2 separate regions of the Homo sapiens genome follow, and region 1 is linked to region 2. The links are chromatin loops, found by intact Hi-C in ENCODE. Cell type or tissue: body of pancreas. All regions are shown on one strand. Links, peaks and the distances in the headings refer to the core of each region. The heading gives the core; the rest is flanking DNA. Region 1 overlaps OSBPL2 (oxysterol binding protein like 2). Region 2 overlaps OSBPL2 (oxysterol binding protein like 2).

What was found. A loop is a pair of places that touch in the nucleus more often than their neighbours do. Peaks named below come from ENCODE experiments on the same cell type or tissue, not always from the same donor. Only the 100,000 strongest peaks of a DNase experiment are listed, where the experiment ranks them.
Region 1: a loop joins it to region 2, with 2.1 times the contacts of the local background. A loop is called at or near these places in 23 of 110 quality-filtered maps.

What each region holds. Positions count from the first base shown.
Region 1 is chr20:62,294,589-62,298,966 of GRCh38, forward strand. OSBPL2 (oxysterol binding protein like 2) reads left to right here. Exons shown (of 14, transcript NM_144498.4): 14 at 1-1,595. Among named protein-coding and RNA genes, the nearest start is that of ADRM1, 6.2 kb to the right of the region's middle. In body of pancreas, for the core only: no CTCF peak of the experiment used is centred there; DNase peaks (open chromatin) are centred at 2,373 and 3,563; H3K27ac peaks cover 3,152 bases.
Region 2 is chr20:62,242,296-62,246,673 of GRCh38, forward strand. The region is part of intron 1 of OSBPL2 (oxysterol binding protein like 2); the gene reads left to right. Among named protein-coding and RNA genes, the nearest start is that of OSBPL2, 6.0 kb to the left of the region's middle. RefSeq lists enhancers at 1,498-2,106, 2,107-2,714. In body of pancreas, for the core only: no CTCF peak of the experiment used is centred there; DNase peaks (open chromatin) are centred at 1,016, 1,786, 2,526 and 3,066; H3K27ac peaks cover 4,000 bases.

The DNA of each region.
Region 1 (4,378 bases), core at 159-4,158, 52 kb after region 2:
CAGAAGCATCGAGAGCGTGACAGGAAATCCCAAGACTGCTTCCGCCTCAGAGGCGTCCCGGCTGCGATTCGCTGCCCTGTTGTCAGTGAGGCCTGGCTGTCACCGCACACCGCGTCCGTGTCTCCAGGGGGTTCCTTTCTTCTCACACGTCGCGTGTACCCATAGCACTCTTGTGTTTCTGTTTTTCCCAGTATGCATGTTTAAAATAGAAGTGACAAGAATCACATCCGGTTGTGTCCTGTGGGAGGGTCAGAGGCAGAATCTACTTACAGTGGTGTAATTAAAGTTATTTAACCAAAAATAGGTATGTGTCCATCTCAGCATTCACCTTTATCAAGTGACTGATTTTTTTTTCTTTTCTTTCCTTTTTTTTTTTTTTTTGAGACGGAGTTTCACTCTTGTTGCCCAGGCTGGAGTGCAATGGCATGATCTCGGCTCACCGCAACCTCCGCCTCCCGGGTTCAAGCGATTCTCCTGCCTCAGCCTCCCAAGTAGCTGGGATTACAGGCACGCGCCACCACACCTGGCTGATTTTGTATTTTTAGTAGACACGGGTTTTCACCATGTTGGTCAGGCTGGTCTCAAACTCCCGACCTCAAGTAGTCTGCCTGCCTCAACCTCCCAAAGTGCTGGGATTACAGGCGTGAGCCACTGCGCCTGGCCGTGACTGATTTTTTTTCATGTAGAATTGTCAACACGAGAGATCACAGTGGAGCACTTTGAAAGACCGTCGGTTGTGTGCACGCACGCACACACTCATGCACACGCTGACACGCGGTTGCATGGAGTCCAGGTTACTCAGGCCGGCACTTCTGAGTGACAGGTGCCACCTGCGTGTGTCTTGGCGTCCACATCACACCTGTGACGGAAGCACTTCTGGAAGTGAACACTCGTTTTGAAAGCTTGATTTTGTAGCTTTGGAAGCTGGAAGCGATGGTGTTTGGTGCCGAGTCCTGTGTCATCCTCGGGGCCTATGAGCTCCGTACCAGCCACTCAAAAGTGTCTGAACAGAACCGCTCCGTGACTGGTAGCTGGGTCTGAGGATTCAGGATTGTGGCGTTATTCAAAGAGGAGACTTTGAAATTCCCCGATGGCTGGAATGTGGAGCCCAGGTGCCTCTGGTGGAGGGTCATCTGCTTTTCCAGACTGTGGTTGTGAACCGGCTCCTTCTCCAAGAAAGGTTGCAAGCTGAGAACATCCAGAGGTGAGACTCAGACACATTGAAAGTGACTGCATTTAGGGAGGTTTAACGAGTTCTTACTGATCATTCCACTTGTTACTGGTTAAGATAATTTGCCCACGGGTTTGTTTCCAAGTCCTCTTCTAGGACCAGGCTCCTGGTATTTCAGGGGCTGGTTGGCTGCACAGACAGCCCCTCTTCTGCTGTCCTTGAGGACAGACACCAAACCAGAGGTGGAGGAAGAACGGTAGGAAGGCTGATGGCAAAAGCGGCTGTGTGTCGAGGTTATTTTAACTTTTTACTACTTTTTGTTACTGTTTCTGCAAATGCTAACACATAAACCATGACCTAACTTTTGTCACCTTGGATATCTATTGAATGTTAAACATCTCTAATAAAGATGGCCACCACTTAATGTGTGGAAAGTGATGGCCTTCTCGTGGGCCACGCGTTTGGGTGTGAGTATGGCCTTGACCAAGGGTCTTGGTGCTTTATTCACTTTTAGAGATAGGGTCAGTTGCCCAGGCTCGAGTGCAGTGGTGCAGTCATAGCTCACTGCAGCCTCGACATCCTGGGCTCAAGCAGTCCTCCAGCCTCAGCCTCCCAAGTAGCTAGGACCATAGGCACATGCCACCAAACCCAGCTATTTTTTTAAAACAATTTTGTAGAGACAGGATCTCACTGTGTTGCCCAAGCTGGTCTTGAACTCCTGGGCTCAAGCAATCCTCCTGCCTCAGCCTCCCAAAGTGCTGGGATTACAGGTGTGAGCCACTGTGCCAGGCCCTTGGTTCTTTTAAAAAATTAATCCTGTCATGTAGGATGTCCTTACAGAATGAAAAACCTAGCAAGCTTATTCCCCAACAGAACCTAATACCTTGGTTGGATTCTATTGCTAATTGAAATGAGAATTCGGTTCTATGGTCATTGGTTCAGGGTGTATGTATTGTGAGCTGCTGGAGACAGAACGGTGAACAGGCATGCCTCCCGGAGAGCCATATGCAAAGCACGGAGAGCCACATGCAAAGCACGTGTTGGCAACATAGCACATGCTGCTGCTCACCAGGCTCACCTGGGATGACGGTGTGGATCTGAGTCGCTGGCCACGTGGCGACGTCTGCCCTGCCCTAGTGTCCAAGGACGGTGAAGGGTCGGGTGTCACCAACACCTGCAGCCTTCTCACCGGGCGAGGCTTGGGTTGTGGGAAGTGGGGGACAGCTGGCCCTGGTCCCCAGCCCTGATGGACATCCGGCATTTTGCTGGTGCAGGCTGTCCTGAAGCCAGACCCTCCCGAGACTGCTGTCTGGGAGGAGAGCGAGCCAGCGGCCCAGATGCCTTGGTCGTGGGGAGGTGCCTGTGTGTACCGTGAGTTTCCCAGCCTCCGGCGGCAAGTGGGAAAGCCGGTACAGGAAGAGTGGTGCCTGCAGGTGCTCCCGGTCACCACCACCCCTTCCAGACGCCATCCCCAGAGCTCACATCTGTGCTGGCTGGAGGGTCAGGGCTCCACTCTGCCCGACAAGCAGTCTGGTGCAGGGGACGCAAATGTCAGACCCAGCAGGGCCCGGCACTTGGAGAAGTGCCACATGCCACCCTGGTGGCCTCCGGGCACCCCACTGTCCACGTGTCTGAGCATGGAGCTGTCCATCTGGGGCATTGGCCTTGAACACCAAGGACCTGCCCCGGTTTGCCAGGCACATCTGAACACAAGGTCAGGAGGTTAGAACAGGACAAGAGAAACGCCTGGAGGCCTCCTCACAAGGCATCCTGCTCTTTGGGGAAAATTTCTCCCCAGCAGAAATGGGGATTTACAAGTTTTACAGGTCCTTGTCATTTCCGTGAAGGAAAACAAAGCAAAGACAGTTACGAGTTCTGGTGAGCTTCCCACTGAGCTGGGCGACAGAGTTCAGGTCTCCAAGTGCCGGGCCCTGCTGGGTGTGACATTTGCGTCCCCTGCACCAGACTGCTTGTCGGGCAGAGTGGAGCCCTGACCCTCCAGCCAGCACAGATGTGGACGAGGGGCGCAGCTGGACCCCAGAGGAGAGTTCGATCCATCTGCAGGAAGTCCTGATGGTCCCAGTTTTCTTTGATGGCCACATCTGGACTTGCCTGTGTGTAAAGTGGACACAAAAGACGGGGCCCCTGCCGTGGCCGAGAACGTGGCGGTGGCTCCTGCTGCTTGCCAGGCAGCACGGGAGCTGGGTCTCCCTCGGACCCCTCAAAAGATGGTTCCTCACCGTCTTCTACAGGCTGATGTAAAATTTCTGTGAGGCGAAAGCCACATTTGCCAGCTCTGGGTACGAAGTTCACTTCACAGTCGGTCCTTCGCTTGGTGAGCTTTGGGAGCCAGGCTGCCGTGGCCAGATGTTTAGGAGCACGACGGTGGCTCTGCAGAGGGCGATGGTGTGCAGCCGGGCTTTCCTGTCGCCCACACCTTGCAGGCCCTCACCCCTCCCCGTGCCTTCACCCAGCTCCTCCTCCAGTGCCATTCATCCCAGCAGGCAGCAAGGACATGGCAGCTGAGAAAAGATGCCAGCAGAACGCACTTATTTTATAATATTTAACAACTGTCAGTGCCAAACTGCATTAACACAGTCATCCTCAGATTTTTCAGAGGGCTGTGTACACATCTGTGAAAATAAATGTTAACCTCTAAGATTTGAATGAAGATTCTCTGAAGATGGGCAGCAGGTGACCTTTGTTTTACACTGAGCAATTTTTCACCATCTCAGCCGCTCTGGCCATTTTGAAAAGGGCTACAAATCTGCTAAGGATGAGTCCTCATGCCTGGTTATCAGAAGTTTGGACCGCGTGTTCCTGAGGATTGGCCAAGCAAATGGCTCATTTCCAAAAACTGCCCTGTGGAGAGGGGGCTGGGGGACACTCGTGACACCTGTCGGGCGGCACATGTGATGGGTGGAGCACCCAGGTTCTCCAAGCAGCAGGAGGCTCTGATGGACCCCCCTCCCCTGGCGGGGGGACGCTACTGCTAGAAGCAGCGAAGGGCCCGGTGCCCCAGGTTTCAGCTGCCTGCCTTCTGCCGTAAGTTGCCCCAGCACCTTCGTGCTTTTCAGGAGCGTAAGCTGAGCAGACTCAGTCGTCCCAGTGGTCAGTGTGGCTGGGGCAGAGGGACACACGGTCCACAAGACGTCCATGCTCTCGGAATGCTCCAGGGGTTTGGCTGTGGGGCTCCACCACCATTGC
Region 2 (4,378 bases), core at 150-4,149:
GGCACTTCTTTCCTTTTCCTTCCAGATTCAGAAAAGAACTTGGGATCATTCAGCAGAATGTCACAGCATCCACATTCTTTCCGCTGGAGCTTCTGCTGATGCAAATCCTGTGACCTCTGAGTTGAGCTGAGTGGTGGAAGTGAGCTTTTATAAGGGACTGGATCTGAGACTCGTGCCTGATGTTTGTGGCTGTTTCTCTTTGCTTGCCTTCTGTTTTCAGTGGAACACTCGCTTGATGTATTTTGAGAAACAAACTCTGGGATCAGTCCTGTTGAGCTAGTGGCTGGCTCCATAGTTTGGGGCCTGAAGAGGTTCCCGCACCCTCAGGGCTTGTGGCGGTCATCAGGCCTCTCTCCTGGGTGTAAGGTGTGTACTTCTCACCTGCGCACTGAGGGCCTGGGGGCTGTGGCCCCGACGCTGAGGCAAGTCAGGGGTGGGAAGGGTCTGAGGGGCTCTTGGCTGAGCAGACACTGAGCACATTTCTTTATCAAAGGCGCTGGGACTGCAACCTTCAGGGGTGCCCAGAGAGCGCCTGTTGTGGGCTCATACGGGGAGTTCTTGGAGGAGCACCAGGCAGGGAGGACTGTAGTGTGTAGGGAGTTGTGTGGAGTTTTGGTTCCAGAAAAGACGGAGGCAGCTGTAGAGGAAGGAGGACTATGGTGTGGAAGTGAGTGCCTGTGCTTTGTACTGAATAAACCTAAGGCTGATCCAAGGCTGATCGTGAGAAAGAGCCCCCTGTAACCTGGGACCTTGTGCCACTGTGCTCGGCCAGAGAGCAACTTCCATTATTGCCTTAAAACTAGGGGGACTGTGATTCAGTGACATTTCGGTGACTCCGATAATGACGGCAGGTGTCAGGTGCGCACAGGGCGTGGGGCTACCCTCTTACTGTGAAAGAGGACACGGGCTGCGTCTGTGGTGGCGAGCTCCTGCGAGTGCCCTGGCTCTGGCTTGGCCTCTCTTGATGATGTAGCAGAGCTGGGAGTCTCGCTGTAATCATCACCCGTCTTCCAAGTAAGTCTCACCTGTGGGAAATGCTGGAACACCTGAGCGGAAGCAGAGCCAGGGCAGTGCCTGAGCTGGGGCCAGGGGAGGGGTCCCAGTGCAGAGGTGCCCGAGGAGCCCTAGCGCCTGCCCCGCAGCCCCTGCCCCGCAGCGCCTGCCCCGCAGCGCCTGCCCGGCAGCTCCGCCTCTTCAGTGGCTCGGCTGTCAGGGTAGAAGGCTCCTGGGTTAACATCATGGAGTTTTCACCCCTGCTTCTCATCAGAAAAGCTGGGGGAACTTTTTAAAAAGTGTGGGTTCAAGGCCCAGCCCCAGCTTCACTGAGCCTGGGTTTCCCGGGAGGGGCCCAGGAAGAGATGTGTTTAACAAGCTCGGGAGGGTCTGGGGTGGGTCCTCAGCGGGGAGTCCAAGTGCTGGAGGCCCACGGTGGGGTCAGGACCCTTTTTTAGATCAAGGACCCCTTTGAGAACTTCATGAATATGAATAATGTGGGTCATTATTCTGGGGAAAAAAATGAACGAAAAATTTTTTTTCCTGTTTTTTTAAATTTTTTAATTAAAAAAAAATTTTTTTTGCAGAGGGTAGGGGGGTTAGAGATTGGTGGTTTTCCCTGACCTTGGTTTGAAGCCCTGCCTGTAGGTGCTCAGGAAGCACAGTTGGCAGCCACGTGGGCAGGTCTGATGTTAGGGTGACAGGTTTCTCAGCACAGTGGACCCCATTAGGGCTGCACAGGATGAAGATGGGCACGATGGTGAGGAGGGCCTGGAGCTGAGGCCACAGAGAAGGAGGCGGCCAGAGGGCAAGGACGCACTCCAGCAAGCCAGCCACTCCTTGGCTGGGCAGGTGCCCTGGGGAAGGCCGGGAGCCCTGCAGGACAACAGCCTCTCACCTGGGTCACTCACTTCCCTTTGCTGTCTTAATTTTCCTCCCACTCCCTCACCGCGTCCTCCGCCTGCTGTGGCCCTTGCTGGGTTGTGAGATGTGGGTACAAGGTGTCTCCTTCTCCTCTAGCTGCAGCCGCAGGCTGGGCTCCTCTCGGGGCCGTTGGTTTTGATCATCAGAGATACACAGCGGCGGCGGGTCGGGGGCTGGCTGGACTGCTGCTGCCCTTGGAGTGCTCTCCCTGCCCTCCGGCATGGCTTTCTGAGAGCAGGGCGCCCGTGAGCTGTGGGGCATGCGCCCTGTCCATTGCCTTCCCACCCAGTCTCGTGGGCCGCATTGGAACAGCTTTTTATTGTGTTGCATAAGGAGAAGGTTGATTAAAACACATGTTTTTGTACGGAAGCGCTTGCATTCATCTTGTGTGTTTGGAAATACATCGTACTGCATTACAAGGTAATGTTCCTCGAGGTGCGTGGTGTATTTTTGGCAATTAATATTCCACAGGAAGCAGTTAAGTCAGCGACAAGACTTGAGGGAGTTGACTGTGGTGAGTGGGGCGCTAGGCTCCGCTTCCGGGACGTCGGGCCACACTGGCCGCGAGGCCCAGTGGGAAGGTTTGCCACTCCCCACAGCTGCTTCTTGGGACCAAGCCGGGCTCACCTTTGCCTGCCTCTCAAGGTCACCCTCTTGGCATGGAGAATGGTAAACAGTGGGGGTGCTGCTGTCTGCACAGTGGGAGAGGTTCACCTGCCTTTCTCAGTGTAGAAACTTCCTGCGTGAATTCTGGACTGATGCAGAGTCCTCATGTGCACCTGGCAAGTTTGCCTGGCTGGCACGCGTAGCACAGGGCCTTCCCGAGTCAGGGTTGAGCCATTCGTGTGTCCACGCTGGTGTCTTAGGATAAAGGGCTGAAATCTGTTCTTTTTTTTTTTTTTTGAGACGGTGTCTTGCCTCTGTCGCCCAGGCTGAAGTGCAGTGGCGCGATCTCGGCTCACTGCAACCTCCGCCTCATGGGTTCAAGTGATTCTTGTGCCTCAGCCTTCTGAGTAGCTGGGACTACAGGCATGTGCCACCTGTAATTTTTTTGTATTTTTAGTAGAGATGGGGTTTTGCCATGTTGCCCAGCTGGTCTTGAGCTCCTGACCTCAAGTGATCTGCCTGCCGTGGCCTCCCAAAGTGCTGGGATGACAGGCGTGAGCCACCGCGCCCGGCCTGAAACCTGTTCTTCAGCTAAGGCGTGTTACATTCTGTGTGGTGTTAGGGAGCTGGTTTGTGATGAGCCACGTAGAGCCCCACGCTAAGAAGAACCATACAGGCCTGAAGAAGGCGGAGAGGTTGTTCAGGTTAAAAAGCGCAGACCTAGAGCCAGCTGGTTCTGTGCTCAGAAGGGCTGTCTCCTGGAGCTTCTGATGCAGTTGGACTTAACCTTATTTGGCTAAAGGATCAAGAACCAGTGTTCAATAAAGGTCACTCTTGATTCCATCCCATTGCCACCAAAACACAGTGCATTTAAGGGCAAAGGCCTGAGCGGCCAGTCGTACGTGCCTCACTCGTGACGGGCTGCAGATGGTGACGAGGACAGACAGCCGTGCACATACCCCTTGTTAAAAAAGGTCATTGTTGTGAATGGCATATGACTTGTTTATTTGGTTCTAAATTTATACAAAATCTGTAAAAATAACCGTTAAGCTTTTACAATGACAGGAATATTAAGGCTTGATTTTTTTCCTCGACAATTGGCAGAAGGCGTGTTTCAGTGAGCACAGACGGAGCAATCCAGGGAGGTCTGGGAAGGAGGAATGGGGCCTGGCCTGGCGGTGTCCTTGACGGCCCTCCATCGTTGTGGGGTTGGTGTTTGAGAGGTAGCTGTGGCGCGGGGCCGGCTGCCATTCCCGCGTCTCCTCGCAGAGGCCTGGACCTGCGCCTGGGGCTGGCAAAGCCCTCTGCTCTCGCTGCTGCCGCCGCCTCCATCTTCCTCCACCCTCTGGTGGGGCTGGTCACAGGCAGGGCATGGTCCCATGATGGCTCAGCCCCATGGGGCCCCGGGACGCTGTGTCCAGGATGGGCGCCACTGCCGTGGGTGGCTGTTGAAGTGAAGTCAATTCAGCTGATTAGCATCCAGCATTCAGTTCTCCCTCACGTTTCAAGTGCTTGTAGCCACCTGTGGCCCATAGGGACGACACTGGACAGATGACATTTCCAGTGCCATGGGAGAGTCTAAGCTCAGCTCTGAAGCTGTGAAATGTTGAGTCTTTGTTTTAGTTAAGTTTTGTTTTTTTGCAAAAGAAACGAGATTGTGGCCTGGTGGCCAGCTGGGTGTCAGTGGGGTGAGGGCTTCTAGGCGTCCGGGTGATGCATGGGCTGAGTTTGCAAAGTGGATGTGTCAAGGCTGAAATGCTAGCTGAGAAGCATTGCCCACGCTAGGCTTGGACACGCAGGGAGGGATGAGGTGTCAGAGAGGCCCTGACTGGTCACTCCTGCCCCAGGGCTTAGA